Regions from separate parts of the Homo sapiens genome. Here region 1 is linked to region 2. The links are chromatin contacts, found by Hi-C or POLR2A ChIA-PET in ENCODE. All regions are on one chromosome and are shown on one strand. Each heading gives the region's core, a stretch centred on a gene start or an enhancer-like site at or near the end of the contact. The rest is flanking DNA. Distances are from core to core; before and after follow the strand shown. Region 1 holds the start of SDSL (serine dehydratase like). Region 2 overlaps DTX1 (deltex E3 ubiquitin ligase 1).

Region 1 (4,504 bases), core at 328-2,827, 350 kb after region 2:
CAACAAGGATGGATGTGTGTCTAAAGCGAGGATGGGTAGAAACTTGCCAGAGTCCACATTAAGGATCACGGCCAAGCAGCTCCATCTAACCCCAAGTGGCTGGGAGTTAATCATCAAACCTGGGGAGATCAGAAACAGCCCAAGAAGGACACACAACATCTGTGATGCCAGGTCTTCCTGTTCCCACTTTCCACATAGGGAAACTGAGGCCCAGAGATGGGCACGAGCTGCTCAGGTTCACCCAGTGAGATGGTGCAGAGACAAGACATGAATTTGACCATGTCATTCCCCCCACCTAAAGCCTTCTGTGGCTCCCTAGTGCCCCTGGGTAAGGTCCAAACTCTGGATTGGTACAGGCATCCCTGTGGACTCTGATCTCTGCCCACATCTCCAGCCTCAACCCCACTTGCTTCCCCACCCCTGCCTTCTCCCTCCCAGCCCCACTGGATACTACCCTGACCCTGGAATATATCATGTTTTTCATTTCCAGACCTTTGCACTCCCTGTGCCTGACTCCTGGCTCCACTCAGACTTCCCCTCCTCCAGGAAGCCTCCCCAGCCCCCCAGGGCCAGGCGGGGTGCCTGCTCTGGGTTCCACAGCCCTGCCCCACCCTGCCAGCTGCTAACATCTGATAGCACTAATAAGTGCTCTCTAATGGCCCTCTCTAAGGGCTTTGTGAAGGCAGAGGACATGCTATTTTGTTTGAGGCCAAAGTTCCAGGGATTGGCACATAGTAGGTGTCCAATAAACATTTAATGAATGAATGAATGGTCAGTCATTCATCTGAGTAGCAAATAATTGCTTGGGTTCTCATGCTGCGTGTAAAATATCCGAGACGGAGAGGTGCTTCAGACAAAAATATACCTTTCCCATGTCACAAATAATAATTATAATAATTGTTTCCTTGGCCAGGTGCAGTGGCTCACGCCTGTAATCCCAGCACTTTGGGAGGCAGAGGCAAGCAGATCACCTGAGGACAGGAGTTCGAGACTGGCCTGGCCAACATGGTCAAACCCTGTCCCTACTAAAAATACAAAAATTAGCTGGCGTGGTGGTGGGTGCCTGTAAACCTGGCTACTTGGGAGGCTGAAGTGGGAGAATCGCTTGAATCCAGGAGGCGGAGGTAACAGTGAGCCGAGATCGCACCATTGCACTCCAGCCTGGGGGACAAGAATGAAACTGTGTCTCAAAAAAAAAAAGTTCCCTTGTCCTTGTTTTCCCATCCCAGACCTAAGCTGACCCCAACAGTGGTTCAGCATCCGGGACAATCACTAGACCTAAAATGAGAAGACATGGAGATGCCTGCATCCCGGAAGAGATGGCCCAGGGCCAGGGGTAAAGGCTGTCTCTGCCCCTTGCTGTCTGGGAAGCTTTGGCCAAATAAGTTCCCTTTTCTGAGTTTCAGTTTGCTCATCTGTCAAATGAGACAGGGTGGTGCATGAGTCATAGGCAGTGCCCGGGAAAGCGGTGAGGGTTGCTCTCATCCCCTCTCCTCCTCCGTCTTCACCCGGAGGCTTAGGGTCTGGAGCTTTCTCTTTAACAAAGGAGGAGGGACCAAGGTTGCCGGAAGCTGCCTGAAGCTGGACAGAGCCGGTTCCTGGAAAGAGCTGGTTCCCTGGCAGGCTGGAGGGCAGGAGCTGGGGCCACGCTGGTCTGGGATAGTTGGGCAGGGAGGTAAGGGGTCTGGGGCCAGCTGGGGCCCCTGGGGCTCAGTGTGTGTGTGAATGAGAGGCTGATGAGAGGCTGCAGGAGTTTGGGAGGCTTTGGGCAAAGTCCAAGCTGAGCAGGTGGGAGTGAGAGGGCCTGAGCGTGTTCTAGGCCCTCCTGGGAATGTCGATTGAATTCAGGGTGCCCTGCAGAAGAAAGTGTTGTGCTGGGGACCCTGAAGGGCGAGAGTGGGTTCTGCCTGCCAGAGGGGCAGGGTTGGGCATTCTGCCAGCCAAGGGGCCAGCCCGAGGTGTCCCAGCCCTGGCACCAGGGATTTGGCTGTGGAGTGCCACCAAGGTGGCCTCTGGGGAAAGGCTTTGGGGACAAGTGAGGTGGACAGCACTGGTGGTCCTTACCTCAACTCATAGATGTGACAGGTAAGGCCCAGTGACAAAAGTGACTTGGCCAAGGTTGGCATGACTGGGACCTGAGCCTGAGCCCCCTGCTTTCCCCTGGGTTATTCCACAGCAGGGAGACCCAGGTCCCCCATTTCAGCCCTGGTGGCTGCCATACGGGACAAGAGGTGTGTGTCCCTGGGCCAAGACAGCTCAGTCCCAGACCTCAGGTGCCTGATGGGGTCTGGGGTTGATAAGGCTGTTGGCAACTTGGGGCTTTTTCATTTAACTGATGCCTGCTGTCCTCTTGTGAGTCAGTATAACCAAGAGGGCTGGGGAAGCCTGGAAACTGAGCCAGGAGCATTTGGTTCCAAAGGACAATTGGCAATAAATATTAAATGCATGCAGCTTTCATAATAGTAACGATAACACTAGTATATTAGAGAAAGTATAGCATCGCGGTTAATAGCACAGATGCCAAAGACACTGCCTGGTGTGAATTCTGGCTATGCTGTTTCTAACTGTGTGAACTTGGATAAGTTACTTAATCTCTCTGGACCTCAGGTTCACTGTTTATAAAATGGAGTCAATGGTGAGTTAATGACTCATCTGTTGTGAGCCAACAGGTGGCTCACACCTGTTATCCTAGTGTTTTGAGAGGCAGAGACAAGAGATTTACCTGAGGCCAGGAGTTCAAGACCAGCCTGGACAACTCAGCAAAACTGCATCTCTATAAAAATTAAAATATCAGCCGGATACAGTGGTGCATGTCTACAGTTCCAGCTACTCAGGAAGCTGAGGTGGGAGGATTGCTTGAGCCCGGGACTTCAAGGTTACAGTGAGCCATGATCGTGCCACTGCACTCCAGCCCAGGCAACAGAGTGAGACCTTGTCTCTAAAACAAACACCAAAAAAACAAGAAAGCGGAAGGATTATGGAGTAGGGGGAGTTCATCCTGACAATCCCAGGATCCCCAGGGGAAAAATCTGGGGATTTCACCAAAAAGGAAGAGAGACCCAATTCCAAGTGGACAGACACCCAACATGGGTGCCCTTACCATGCAGGCTCATTGAATCCTCACAATAGTCCTGCCATGTACACGCTCTTCTTGCAGTTTGTTGTGTGGTTGGTTGGTTCTCATTTTTCGGGTCTAATTTTTAATTTTTTATTATTTTTTTTGAGACAGAGTTTCCCTCTTACTCTCTAGGCTGGAGTGCAATGGCGCGATCTCGGCTCACTGCAACCTCGCCTCACCGCAACCTCGCCTCTCAGGTTCAAGCAATTCTCCTGCCTCAGCCTCCCGAGTAGCTGGGATTACAGGCATGCGCCACCATGCCCGGCTAATTTTGTATTTTTAGTAGAGACGGGGTTTCTCCATGTTGGCCAGACTGGTCTTGAACTCTTGACCTCAGGTGATCCGCCTGCCTCTGCCTCACAAAGTGCTGGGATTACAGGCATGAGCCACCGCGCCCTGTCTCAGTTCTTAGTTTTAATGGTCACTTCCTCTAAGAGGTCTTTCCTGACCTCCATACCCAAAGTAGGTCCCCTTGTTCTTCTCTTTAGGACTCCCTATATGCGTGTTTCCCTCTTAGAAGTTTTCAACATTTCTGATTATTTTGTTTGTCTATGCAGTTATTTGTTAAGTGCCCATCTCATCAGGCTATAATTCAGCTCCAAGGTTGATGTCTATCTTGTCCACAGTGGTATCCCCTGTTGCTAGGTCAGGGCCTGCATCTTGTAGGTGCCCTGTAAACATGCTAAAGTAAGGGTAAGCAGGTCACCATGCTCAAAGCATGACACAAGGTATCAGTGAGATAACGTCTCCAGAGGACTCAGCTGATGACTGGCACATAATAGGGACTCAACAAATGACAGATGTTATTCTCTCTCTCTCTCTTTTTTTTTTTTTAAAGACAGTCTCACTCTGTTGCCCAGGCTGGAGAACAGTGGTGAGATCTTGGCTCACTGCAATCTCCACCTCCCAGGTTCAAGCAATTCTCCCACCTCAGCCTCCCAAGTAGCTGGGACTACAGGTGTGCACCACCACACCCGGCTAATTTTTGTATTTTTAGTAGAGACGGGGTTTCACCATGTTGGCCACGCTGGTCTTGAACTCCTGACCTCAAGGGATCCACCCGCCTCAGCCTCCCAAAGTGCTGGGATTATAGGCATGAGCCACTGCACCTGGCCAATGTTATTCTTATTAACTTACACCACAACCTGTGAGTTGGGGACTGTTTTTATCCCCATTTTAGAGAAGGGGAAACAGGCACAGAGAGGTTGTGACACTTGTTTGGGTCACACAGCCAGGAAGTCGGAGCTGGTTTCTAACTTTTGCTTCTGGTCGACCCCAAAGCCTGTGCTCTTGGGGTCCAGGGTTGAGCTGAGGCCTAGGCTGGGGTATGCGGCATTTGGGGATCAGTGATGACCCATGGGCTTCTTTCCCCTGATGCCCGAAGCT
Region 2 (4,181 bases), core at 1,037-3,536:
TAAGGCGGGTTCCCATTGCTTCCCTTCCTATCCTGCACATTTTTCAGGTAATACACTGCCTTCACCTCACCAGGAGCTGAATGGTGGTACTTCAGGCACATCAGCCTTGAAGATCAGTCATCACAACCCCTCATTTTGCAGGTGGGGAAACTGAGGCCCTGAGAGGGGAAGACCAGCACACAAGAGCAGGTGGGAGCAGGATCCAGGGTTTTCTCTCTAACTCACCTCCTCCCGGGCCTACTGTGGAGGAAGCCCCATCACCAGGGAAGAAATCAATCTGCACACACTCAATTAAAATGATAAATCAGGCATCAGAGTGAGGCTGCCCCAGAGATGCAGGGGAAGTTTTTGTCTGATTGGCTGGAACATGGTAGGTGCCCAGGGACCTTATTTCCTGGGGCTGGGCTGCCAGTCCAACCTCTCCACCTCTTCAACCCCGCCCCTTTCATATCAATAGCCATAGCTCCGTGCCTCGATTTCTCCAGCTATTGGGGCCTGTCCAGTTGGCAGGGCACAAGGCTAGTCTGTAGCCCTTGTGATTCTAACAGAGGAGAGGGCAGAGGACAAGCTCTTTCAGCCCTGAGTAGGGACACACCAGTGTGGAACAGTCTGAGTTCCCCTATCTGGTTGCAGATCCCTGGGCCAGGCACCCGAGGAAGATGCCAATTAACAATGGAAATGCCTTCCAGGTTTTGAGGTCCTACTGTGTGCAGGTACTGTGCCAGGTGCTGGGAGTACAGCAGTGAGCAAAGCAGACAAGATCCCTGACTTTGCAGCTGACAGCCTAGAGTGAGGATACGCAGCATAAAGAATGCATGCAGATTAATACATCATGTCACAGCCTGGCGCAGTGGCTCACACCTGTAATCCCAGCACTTTGGGAGGCTGAGGCAGGTGGATCACCTGAGGTCAGGAGTTCGAGACCAGCCTGGCCAACATGGTGAAATCCCGTCTCTACGAAAAATACAAAAAAAATCAGCTGGGTGACACATACCTGTAATGCCAGCTACTTGGGAGTCTGAGGCAGGAGAATCGTTTGAACCTGGGAGGCAGAGGTTGCAGTGAGCCGAGATCACGCCACTGCACTCCAGGCTGGGTGACAGAGAAAGACTCTCTCTCATATATATATATAGTCAGTCAGGTAATGCCAAGTGCCAGGGAGGAAAATAAAGCAAGCTCAGAGGACAGCAATAGGAGGGCTGCACTTTTAGATGTTTGAACACACACCTGTAAGAAAGAAGGGAGGAAATGATGAGAACATCTGGGAATGGTGAGGTCATATTCCAGGCAGAGGGAACAGCCAGTGAGAAGGCCCTGAGGCTGGACAGTGCCTGGTGTATTTGAGGAACAGCAAGGAGGCCAGGGTGGCTGGAATGGAGTGAGTGATAAGGGGGAGGTAGACAATGCCAGAGGAGGACAGGGCCCCACAATGTGTGATTTCGTTGTAGGTCATGGCAAGGACTTTGGCTTTTACTCCAAGTGAGCGGAAGCCAGGAAGGATTTTGAGCAGAGGAAAGATGTGATCTGACTTGCATTGAGCAGGATCCCTCTGGCTGCGGTATGGGAAATGGATTACAGAGGCCAGTCATGAGTCTACTGCAATGGTCCAGGCAGGAGAGATAACATGGCGGGGACTGGGTGGTGTGAGTGCAGTGGGGAGCAGTGGTCAGATGTGGATGTGTTTGAAGGTGGAGATGACTGGATTTACTGACAGATTGGAGGTGGGATATGAGGTAGAAGTCAAGGATGAGACCAAGATTTGGGGGTCCAAGGAAGAGCATCCGGAAGCGCAGGAGCTGCCAGGAATTGCTATGTGAAGACTTCAGGAGGAGCAGGTTTGGGGCAGGGGAGAGCAGAGCTGAGTTCAAGGTGCCTGTTAAACCTCTCCAGGGAAGGGTCATGAACCTGGCTCCCAGGGGAGAAGACGGGGCCAAAGATGGCAGATTTTGGAATCATCAGAGTAGACACGGTATTTATCTCAATTGATCCTCTCAGCAACCCCACAAGCAACTGTTGCTACAGCTGGCAAACGCAGCAGTCTTCTATTGCATGTCTGCTTATGCCCATTTTCAACATGAGAAAACTGGGGCCCAGAGATGCTGAGTTGCCTACGCACAGTCACAGAGCTGGAAAGTCAGAAAGTCAGGACTTGAAGTGAGGGCTGTCTGCCTCCCAGCCCTGGGGTCCCACCCAGACCCTCTGCAGCTGTTCTCACTCACTCCTCCCCCAAATACTGTGTGAGAGGGAAGGGCTGGGTCATGGATGATCACCCCTCTTTTTGAGATGGGGCCACTAAGGCCTGAGGAGGCTTAAGGGACTTTCCCGCAGTTGAGGGGAAGTCAAGTGTGCAGCCTTTCTGCAGGTGTGCCAAATGAACCCAGCAAAAGACTCACTTCATCAGCCCCAAGACACAGAGCAGGCTAAAGGCTCTGAGAAGTCCTGCGGCCTGGACCTTGGGTTATCTCTGGTTAGCCCAGAGTTTCCCGTGGAGCCTTGCTGTCAGGGGAGCACGCAGAGCTTTGGCAAACATGAAGCTGTGGTTTGGAGTAAAGCCTCAGTGCCCTCCTTTATGAAAGGGGGCCCACCTGGCAGTCAGCAGTTGTTTGTTGAAGGAAGTAACAAATGAAACAAACAGATGAATGAAAGTAACAAATAAGCAAATGAAGGAATGGACGAATGCAGGGATGAGCACAAAGTGTGAATGAATTAAAAAAAAAAGAATCCATTTGTGACCTAATGAATTTATTCATTCATTCAACAAATATCGCTCGAGCACCTGCTGTGTGCAGGTGCTGGGGATATAGCAGTAAATAAAACAAAATCCCTGACCTTGTGGCTATTACATTCTAGCGAGGGGGGGACAGACAGAAACCAAGATAAATGGGTAGAATGTGAAGTATATCTGAGGGAGAAAATGGAGCGGGGAAGGAGAGAGGGGAAAGTACGTGGGGGGTGCACATTTTTAAATAGGATGATGGTAAATGAAGGAATGTCTGAATGCCTGAATACGGGAGTGGGCTGAAGATGGAGAATACATAAAGGTATCAATTTAAAAAAAGCATAAGGGGCCCAGGGGCGGTGGCTCACACCTGTAATCCCAGCACTTTGGGAGGCTGAGGTGGGTGGATCACCTGAGGTCAGGAGTTCGAGACCAGCCTGGCCAACATGGCAAAACCCCATCTCTACTAAAAATACAAAAATTAGCCCAGCAAGGTGGTGCATGCCTGTAGTCCCAGCTACTCAGGAGGCTGAGGCAGGAGAATCGCTTGAACCTGGAGGCGGAGATTGCATTGAGCCTAGATTGTGCCACTGTATTCCAGCCTGGGCGACAGAGCAATACTCTGCCTGGAAAAAAAAAAAAAAAAAAAGTGGGGCCGGTCATGGTGGCTCACACCTGTCATCTCAGCACTTTGGGAGGCCAAGGCGGTTGGATTGCTTGAGCCGAAGAGTTTGAGACTTAGCCTGGGCAACATAGGGAGACCCCTGTCTCTAAATAAATAAATAAAATAAAATAACATAATGGATGACTGCAGGCACGAATGAATGACCTAAGGAAAGAATCAATGAATGAATGAATCATTGAATGAAGGAATATATGAATATGTGAACTAGGGCATGGATAAGTGAATGAACTAATGCAAGAATTGTTGAATGACTAAATGAAATAGTGCTTAAATTAATGAACTAAGGCATGAACAGATTGATGAATGAATCATTGAATGAGTGAGCAAACTATAATGAAGAAGAGGACTGCATGGGGCCTATGTGCATGGCCTTGGTCTCTGTCTATGCCTGCCCCACTTTATCTGACTCTGGTCTGAAGAACCCCCAGGCCCCCTTTGCCCTCCCCCGCACCATCCAGGGCCTGTGATAACCCCCACTTCAGTGTCTGTCTTGGCCCTGGAGAGGTGGAGGGTGGGGGAGCCCTCCACACCTTGCTGGTTTCCTACCCCAGGCTATCTTGGCACCCCCACCCTGTTTGGTGGCTCTCCCGCCCCTACGCCCAATCTACTGACCACGCGCCCCTGCCCACCTCTCGCCCCAGTGCTATGCGCTGAACCTTTAGCCCCGGCCCCCCTCACCCTGGCTGCCGCCTGTCCTGACCCTCCAGCCTGTGCTGAACCTCATGCCTGGGCCTTGACCTCCTTCCTCTCCGTGCATGTGTTGACCCTCTCCCCAAG

What was found. Hi-C counts contacts between places; a loop is a spot of excess contacts on that map. ChIA-PET counts read pairs that join two places held with the same protein, here RNA polymerase II (POLR2A). Pooled maps may share reads with other maps.
Region 1: a loop to region 2 is called in a pooled map, with 4 times the contacts of the local background. The contact joins the promoter of SDSL here to the enhancer-like site in region 2. A Hi-C loop is called at or near these places in 3 of 37 single-sample maps with no recorded cell type and 4 of 50 pooled maps. POLR2A ChIA-PET finds 5 or more read pairs at or near these places in 1 of 52 experiments (GM12878).

Annotation. Positions count from the first base shown.
Region 1 is chr12:113,420,803-113,425,306 of GRCh38, forward strand. SDSL (serine dehydratase like) reads left to right here and starts at 1,578. Exons shown (of 8, transcript NM_001304993.2): 1 at 1,578-1,675.
Region 2 is chr12:113,073,110-113,077,290 of GRCh38, forward strand. The region is part of intron 2 of DTX1 (deltex E3 ubiquitin ligase 1); the gene reads left to right. Among named protein-coding and RNA genes, the nearest start is that of DTX1, 18 kb to the left of the region's middle. Within about 2 kb of position 2,287, at least 5 of the 41 ENCODE cell types and tissues checked have a DNase peak (open chromatin) inside an H3K27ac peak, as active enhancers do; they include GM12878, where a contact is called at or near this core.